2 separate regions of the Homo sapiens genome follow, and region 1 is linked to region 2. The links are chromatin contacts, found by Hi-C or POLR2A ChIA-PET in ENCODE. All regions are on one chromosome and are shown on one strand. Each heading gives the region's core, a stretch centred on a gene start or an enhancer-like site at or near the end of the contact. The rest is flanking DNA. Distances are from core to core; before and after follow the strand shown. Region 1 overlaps EEPD1 (endonuclease/exonuclease/phosphatase family domain containing 1). Region 2 has its middle 37 kb from the start of EEPD1.

The links. A loop is a pair of places that touch in the nucleus more often than their neighbours do. ChIA-PET counts read pairs that join two places held with the same protein, here RNA polymerase II (POLR2A). Pooled maps may share reads with other maps.
Region 1: a loop to region 2 is called in a map with no recorded cell type, with 7 times the contacts of the local background. The contact joins two enhancer-like sites. A Hi-C loop is called at or near these places in 1 of 168 maps with a recorded cell type or tissue (sigmoid colon), 7 of 37 single-sample maps with no recorded cell type and 3 of 50 pooled maps. POLR2A ChIA-PET finds 5 or more read pairs at or near these places in 6 of 52 experiments (AG04450, CD4-positive, alpha-beta T cell, HepG2 and 3 more).

What each region holds. Positions count from the first base shown.
Region 1 is chr7:36,259,424-36,263,649 of GRCh38, forward strand. The region is part of intron 3 of EEPD1 (endonuclease/exonuclease/phosphatase family domain containing 1); the gene reads left to right. Among named protein-coding and RNA genes, the nearest start is that of MATCAP2, 110 kb to the right of the region's middle. RefSeq lists an enhancer at 1-5. Within about 2 kb of position 2,093, at least 3 of the 41 ENCODE cell types and tissues checked have a DNase peak (open chromatin) inside an H3K27ac peak, as active enhancers do.
Region 2 is chr7:36,113,760-36,118,288 of GRCh38, forward strand. No RefSeq gene overlaps it. Among named protein-coding and RNA genes, the nearest start is that of EEPD1, 37 kb to the right of the region's middle. Within about 2 kb of position 1,857, at least 16 of the 41 ENCODE cell types and tissues checked have a DNase peak (open chromatin) inside an H3K27ac peak, as active enhancers do.

The DNA of each region.
Region 1 (4,226 bases), core at 843-3,342, 150 kb after region 2:
CCGTCTTTCCCCCTTTTGTGCTATTGTCTATGCATCTATACATGTTACACCTTGAACTATACATTGTTATAATAATTATTCATATATATAATTTTTTTTCTTTGAGACAGGGTCTCACTCTGGTTGCCCAGGCTGGAGTGCAGTGGCCCAATCTCAGCTCACTGCAGCCTCAATCTCCTGGGCTCAGGTGATTCTCCCACCTCAGCCTCCCAAGTAGCTGGAATTACAGGCACACACCACCATGCCCGGCTATTATAATTTTTTGTACTTTTAGTAGAGACAGGGTTTCTCTATGTTGCCCAGGCTGGTCTCAAACTCCTAGAATCAAGTGATCCTCCTGCCTTAGCCTCCAAGAGTGCTGGGATTACAGGCATGAGCCACCATGCCGGGCCTATTATCTTATATATTTTTATGTCTTCTAAAGTAGATAAGACAGTAGATTAGTGTGTATTTACAGAGTTAGCTATATTAACCATTTTGTGTACCATTTCTAGTTTTCATTTGTTCCTGTGAATTTCATTTACTATTTGGTATACTTCCTCACTCCAATACATCTCTAATCCCATGTAGCTCCTTTGTGCCATTATTTTTACCTATATTAGATTTCTATGTATTATAGGCCCAGCAATACAGTCATATACATATTGTTTTATACAGCTGCTTTTAAAATCAGTTAAGAAAATGAAGGAGAAGAAATATGCACATATGTGTCTTTTATAATTACTGATGCTGTTCATTTTGTCATAGGGATTCCACTTGGTCTGGGGTCATTTGCTTTTAGCCTAAAAATCTGTCTTTTGGGTTTCTTATCAGGCAGGTCTGTTAGCAACAAATTCTCTCAGTTTTTGTATGGGAATGTATTTCATCTTCATTTTTGAAAGATAGTTTTCCTGGATGTAAGATTGGTTGACAGTTTTTCTCTTTCAGCGCTTTGAATATACCACTTCACTGTCTCTGATCTCTTTTGTTTCTGATGAAAATTCAGCAGTTAATCTTTCTGGCAATGAGTGATTTTTGAAAGCTGGGTATATTGCTGGGGGCTGAAGGCCACCATATTTACTGAGTGTGGTATTTCACTTATGGGCTTCTGAAGAGCAACTCATACTTCTTTAGTGTCCCAGAGCTGCACTGGCTTTGGTGACAGTTTCCTTTGTTTGAGGGGATTTCTAAGGCATTATTTGCATAAAGTCCAACAAAAACATTTCAGATGCTTTTGGCAAAGATAAAATGCAAAAAAGAAAGCCTCGTGATAGTCTAGAAAGATCAAGGACCTTGTAGTGAGAAAGACCTGAGTTTGACTCTCAAATAATAGATCATGAAATCATTTTAGTAAATTTCCCCCAGTCTTTGTTTCAGTGTAGTCAGCCCTCCACATCTGTAGATTCAACCAACCATGAATTGAAAATATTCAAAAACGAAAATGTTGCATCTCTACTGAACTTGTACAGACTTTTTTCTTGTCATTATTGCCCAAGCAATACAGTATAACATCTGTTTACATAGCATTGACATTGTATTAGGTATTATAAGTAATCATATATAGGAAGATGTGCATAGATTATAAACAAATACTGTACCATTTTATATCAGGGACTTGAGCATCTGTGGATTTTGGTATTTGAGGGAGGTCCTGGAACCAGTCCTCCATGAATACCAAGGAATGACTGTGTATGTATAGATGTATGTGTGGATGTGTGCATGGACGAATGGGTGGGTGGATGGACAAATGGGTGGGTGGATGGATGACTGTTGGCAGGCAGAAAAATAGAATATACCAGGTTCCCATATAAAGATTTATTTGTTGCTATGAGTCATGGTCCAGAATGTTTGAAAGTTGCTGTTCCAGTCCATTTATTGGGTTGGAAGAGGGCCTGCTCTGGGATTTTTCCAGTACTGGAAGGGCCTCTGCTTGCCCTTGGGTATATCCTAAGCACTTTTCCCTCCTGCCTTGTTAGTCTCTTAACTCTGTTTTACTTTTTAGCAGAAAGAAAATGTGCCCAACTCACTGCTGTTCCTTCAAAATTGTTGCACCTAGCCACCACCTCATACAAACTCTCACAACAGCCATGACGACAGGAGTTACATGCAATTTCCTGTCTTTTTCAGTCCACCCTCAAATACCACTTATCAGAAAATGCTAACAATGACTTGGTGCTGAGAGAACTTTCAATTCACTTTTTTAGAGGATTCTGAGACTTTTCATTAATGATTCATTCATTCATTTCTGGAGAACATGACTTTGTATTCAGCAAAGTTTGGGCTAGTCAGTAATTTTAAGTGCAATAGAAGGGCAGGCAGGTGAAACTGTTTTTGCTACATTGCTAAACACATTTATGCTCGATATTCTCAGCAGATAAAATTATCCTGATTGAACAGGCCATTAAAGCTTGCTTTGCCAGAAAATAATTCAGTGGAGAGTTCTGTCACATTGCTAACAATGCATTTGGAATGAGTAATTCCTACAGCTGATAAAATATTTTTTATTAACCTTCAGGAGGCATTGAAATGATGAGTTTAGGCCTGAACAAGATTTCAAATTTTTGGAAATGCATCCAACCTTGTTTCAGAAATTTTGCTCCATCTTTGTAGAAATTCAAAAGCGTTCACTGACATTCCTTAGAAGCATTATCCAAAGCTCCCTTCTAGATCCTGGACTTGGTTTCCCCCCACCCACAAACTCTGCTGCTGCTCTATTCTTTCCCGTGCCCTAAGGCCTGCCCTACCTAACTCTTGTCCATGAAATGCAGACGCATTTTTACATGCAGAATTAGCCTGGCATAGTGGCTCACATCCATAACTCCAGCATCTTGGGAGGGTGAAGTGCGGAGGATTGCTTGACCCCAGGAGTTCGAGACCAGCCAGGGCAATGTAGTGTTAGTAATGGTGAATCCATAGGATCTACAGCAACCTCAGTTTTTGCTTCTCAGAGGAAAAAAAAATTGTCTGAGGGTCATCAGACAGAATGAGAGACCAAGGCAAGTTTTAGAGCAAGAGTGAAAGTTTATTAAAAACTTTTAGAGCAGGAACAAAAGGAAGTAAAGTACATTTGGAAGAGGGCCAAGTGAGTGACTTGAGAGATTCAAGTGCATGGTTTGACCTTTGTCTTGGGATTTCATATGTTGGCATGCATTCAGGGGGTTGTGTCTCGTCTCCCCTGATTCTTCTCTTGGAGTGGACTGTCCTCATGCCCAGTGGTCTGCCAGCATTTGGGAGGGGAGCATGTACAGTGTGTTTAGTGAAGTTGTACACATGCTCACTTGAGGCATTTCGCCTGTACCAGTCGAGTGTTCCTGGAGGAAGGTCATATACCAGTTAAACTCTGCCATTGTGCCTCTAAGTACACATGCTTGAGCCCACTCACCCAACTCCTGAGATCTTATGGGGAAGCTGCTGATCACCAGCTTCAGGTGTTTATCTGTTGGGAGACTGCCATTCCCTGGGGGCAGCTGTAAACAAATATTATTTTAGAGAGACAGTTTTACAACCGCCTGACCATCACCTGATGGTCGCTTGACAGTCCTGGTGTATGGGGTAGGGGAGGGCTCTCTCCTGTCCTGCTCATGTCTGACTAGCTACATGCTCTAACAATAGGAGACTCTGTCTCTACAAGAAATAAAATGATAAAAAACTTTAGCTGTTCATGGTGGTGCATGCCTGTGGTACCAGCTACTTGGGAGGCTGAGGATTGCTTGAGCTCAGGAGTTTCAAAACCAGCCTGGGCAACATGGTGAAACTCCATTTATACAAAATATACAAAAATTGGCCGGGTGTGGCGATGCACGTCTGTAGTCCCAGCTACTCGGGAGGCTGAGGCGTGAGTATTGCCTGAGCCCAGAAGGTTGAGGCTGCAGTGGGCTGTGATTGCACCACTGCACTCTACCCTTGGTGGCAGAGAACACCCTGTCTCAAGGGAGGGGGGGGAAAAAGCAGAGTTAATTAGGTTTGAAGAAGACAGCCAAAGAAAACAAAGCAGCACCTCACACAGGAATGACTCTGAAATTACCTGCTCTCTTGGTTCACCTGTTAGTGGCTTCCTCCACAAGGAGACAGTCAAGAAATCTATCTAAGAGGCTACATGGAAGCACTGTGGAGTCACAGAGCAGAGCATCTTCCCAATGTGTATAGCTCTGGGGATCTTCAGGGGTCAGAAGTGTCCAGGATTAAAACAAGATCCCTAGCATGTACAATTCGAAGGGGTAAACCTGGAAGAGAAGATGTCACGTTCT
Region 2 (4,529 bases), core at 607-3,106:
TTAATATAATTTGGAAAAATTAATTTAAAAAATCAACTCTGGCTCACGCCTGTAATCCCAGCACTTTGGGAGCCTGAGGCAGGTGGATCACGAGGTCAGGAGATCGAGACCATCCTGGCCAACATAGTGAAACCCCATGTCTACTAAAATACAAAAAATTAATCGGGCATGGTGGCACGCACCTGTAGTCCCAGCTACTTGGGAGGCTGAGGCAGGAGAATCACTTGAACCTGGGAGGTGGAGGCTGCAGTGAGCTGAGATCATGCCACTGCACTGCAGCCTGGTGACAGAGCAAGACTCCATCTAAAACAAAACAAACAAACAAACAAACAAAAAACACACAACTCTGAATGACTGGTCTCAAAATGATACCAAAACTTAACTGGCACCATGATACTATAGAGAAACATTTATCCATTCACCCATTGAAAGACATCTTGTTTGCTTCCAAGTTTTGGCAATTAGGGATAAAGCTGCAATAAACATCTATGGTATATTTTTGTATGGATATAAGTTTTTAACTCATTTGGGAAAACATCAAGGCGCACGATTGCTGAATCATACGGTAAGAAAGAGTACGTTTAGTTTTGTACAAAACTGTCAAACTGTCTTTCAAAGTAGCTGTACCATTTTGCATTCCCACCAGTAATGAAGGAGAGTTCCTGTTGCTCCTCATCCTTACCAGAACTTGCTATCATCAGTGTTCTGCATTTTGGCCATTCTAATAGGTGTGTAGAGGTACCTCATTGTTCTTTTAATTTGCATTTTCCTGATGACATGTGATGTCGAGCATCTTTACATGTGCTTACTTGCCATCTGTATTAGTCCAGTCTCACATTGTTGTAAAGAAATACCTGAGACTGGGTAATTTATAAAGAAAAGAGGTTAAATTGGCTCATGGTTGTACAGGCTGTACAGGAAGCATGATGTTGGCATCTGCTTGGCTTCTCTCAATAAAATTTGGGAAAATTAAAAAAGCAACAGCTCTGAATGATTGGTCTCAAAATGAAATCATAGCCTAAATGGCATCAAGATACTATATAAAAATGTTTATCCATTCACCTATTGAAGGACATCTTGGTTGCTTCCAATTTTTGGCAATTACGAATAAAGCTGCAATAAACATCTATGTATATGTTTTTGTATGCATATAGTTTTCAACTCATTTGGGTAAATATCAAGGCACATGATTGCTGAATTATATGTTAAGAAACAGTTTGTTCTGGGGAGGCCTCAGGAAACTTAGAATCATGGTGGAAGGCAAAGGGGGCACAGGCACATCCCACGGCTAGAGCAGGAGCAAGAGAGAAAAAGGGGAAGGTGCTACACACTTTTAAACAACCAGAGCTCCTGAGAACTCACTCACTGTGGCGAGGACAGTACCAAGAGGATGCTGCTAAACCATCATGAGAAATTCACCCCCAGGATCCCATCACCTCCCACCAGGCCCTACATCCAACGTTGGGGATTACATTTCAACATGAGATTTGGGTAGAAACACATCCAAAGTGTATCACCACCTGTGTATTTTCTTTGGTGAGGTGTCTATTCAGATCTTTTGCCTATTTTTCAGTTGGGTTGCTTGTTTTTGTATTGTTGAAGTTTAAGAGTTCTCCATTTAGTTTGGATAGCTGTCCTTTATCAGACATGTTTTTTGCAAATAGTTTCTCACAATCTGTGATTTGCCTTCTCATTCGCTTACTGTCTTTTGCAGAGCAGGAGATTCTGATTTTGCTGAGATTTTGACTGAGATTGCACTGAACCTATAGATCAATTTGTGTTGACAGTGGATGACTGAGGAGCAGTCCTCCAGGCATCAGTGGAGCACAGGCTGGGAGATAGTCTGGCATCAGAAGGGAGTTGCAAAGGCTGGCGGCCTGCCAGGCTAGGAGGGATGGCTGATTCATATTGGAATCTGTACTCTCTCCTCTCCCACCCACTCTGTAGGCCTGAGTCATAAAGAAACCTTGCGGTGCCTTCCCCTGTGCACCCTTGGTATAGCTGTGAACACTTCCCTCTGCACAGACACATTGACACATGGGGCTTATCACAAGGGACACCCAGAGAGGCTTCCTTGGAGGTGCCCTTGCATGACTTACAGAGTGGCATCCCAGGGGAAAGTAGCTAGGGCTCCTCCCCTGGTCAATCAGACTATCTGGTCCTTTCTGCTCTGAAGGCAGAGACCTCATTTTAGGGCTATAAACCCAGGCAGGACAAAAATAAAATACACATTCCAAAGACTCATGTCATCCTCCCCAGAGCTGGGGAACCACAGCATGGGTGGTAGTCTAGAGGCTGTCCCTCAGATGCTTGGCCTTCCATAGGCAGTTTTGCAACTGTCAAATCCTCCCCGACATCTGCCCCTCTGCTGTGTGTGCTCTCCAGGGGCCCAGGGTGCCGGTTCCCTCTAGCCTCCTTCTACCAAATGAAGCTTCTGCACATGTTCTTCCAAACTCAAATTTCTTGTGGGTAAAATTAGATCAGAGAGCTGGTGTTGCCGGGAAGCTGCCTCGAAAGTGGGTGGCTGCGGGCCATTAGCGGTAAAGATAAGTTAAAATAACTCTAATAAAAATGATGTTGAATGTGGGAAGCTGAAGCCCTTTTTTTGCCCATTATCCTGAGAACTGGTTGTCTTTCTGTTATTCTAGTTGTTTTGGGCCTCAAAATTACATCTGTATTTAAACCAAAGTTTTTATTTTTCCACCCAGATAAAGCCAGCTCTTCTCCTGCTGCTCCGGATAAGTGATTCCTCATCCTGTGTGCCTCAGCTCCTGCCACCACCTCCAAGAAGCCCTCCCTGATCCCCTCACAGAGTTAGCTCTGCACATCCTCTTGCTCCCTGTCTGCCTCACACCAGCTTCTCTGTCACAGTCGGGTCACAGTTGCTCCCTGGGTCTCCTGCCCCACTGGACTGCGAGCCCCTCCTCAGCAGTCACAGGACATATTGATCTTTGCATTCCACAGAAGGTGCACCTAGGAAGTATGAGTCAGAGGAGTGAGTTGGTGCTTTAAAAACCAAAGGCTAAAATGCAAGTGCTGTTCCATAAAAACCCCAACCGTTGGCAAGGGAAGTGACAGGACAGGACAGGGAAAGCAAGGCTTTGGAAGCAGGAACATTTTACTTCTCCTGACACCAAGAATAACCAAGACATGATTCTCAGCCTGAGTGTCCTCATCTGTGAAATGGGGTCAGTGATAGCAATCTTCCCAGGTCATTTGAGATTCAGGGCACAGACCAGTTCCTCAGAAATGTTAGTTTCTTTTCCTTCCCTAGTTAATAAAAACACTACTATGTTGGCAAGAAAGCCTGGGGCTTAGTCCTGGCTCTGTCACTAACAGTTGTGTGACTTCGGGAAACTACTTTACCCACTGGGTGCCTGCTTTATTTCCTGTCAACAGGAAGTACTGATTGGTCTGTAGATCAGATTTTTTATAATGCTGATGATTAAAATTTTGAAACGAAGTGTTTCCTAAGAGTTTCAGTCTTAGGAATGGAAACAGAGCCTAGAAAGAAGGTTGTCCACTTTTCATGGATGATGTTGGGGGCTGAGGCTTCAGTGTCACTGTCCTGTTGGGAGTGGCCGGAATCGCTCAGCATTTCACAGGCTTCTCCTCTATTGGTGGAAGAGCAGACGGGAGAGGTTGGTAGAGCGCTGGGGTATTCTAATGACAGATTCAGAGGGGACTGAGCCAGGGAGCCCAGAGCAGAAGACTGTTGAAGGGAAATTAGGAGAGAGAATTAGGCAGGTATTCTCCAGTGGTCACGTTATTTTTAGATCTCCAAATGATGGAGCTGGAATGGGCCATTTGAGGCCTGCTGGTTTGATCCTCCCTGGTTACAGAGGAGGAAACAGTGGTTCAGAAGGTCTAAGTGACTTGCCAGGTCTCCCCTTCCTGAGCTCTATGACTCTGCTTCTATTTCAGCTGGTCTTGACTCCAAGGGAATCTCTTGTGTGTATTTTGGCCCTAACAAATACCAGGACTGGTTTTCTTTAAAAAGCTTTCTTCATGGGCACTGTTAGTCTCATGCAGTTTTAATAGAAAACTGTCTTTCTATTTTCCAGCACCATTAGTTGCTATGAGCATAAACTTTCATATTTAATGCAGCATGATTCACAGCGATGCTCCATTTAAAAATGGGAGAACCTCTCCTCTGGCAAAAATTAGAAGAGAAAAACTAAATGGGAATAGGAAACAATCATTTCTAAAAATATGAATAAAAAGAAATATCGATTAGTCTTTCATTTACTTAAAAGCATAGCTGATTGGACCAAATATTGTTGAAATTCAATTTCTGCACTTTATTCTGAATATTTCAGACCTTTTCGCCCTCTACATAACCACTAGCTCTTCCAGAGCAATTCAGGGACTATGTGTATGGGGAAGGAGCTAGAAAAGTTGTGAGAAGAGAAAAGGCAACTGTCCATACAAGCCCGAGGATCTTTTTAGCCCCCTTCTTCTTTGGGGAACACTGAGATAAGAAGCCTGCTCCCCACTCCCAACCCACAGCTAGTGCTTCTCTGTTCACA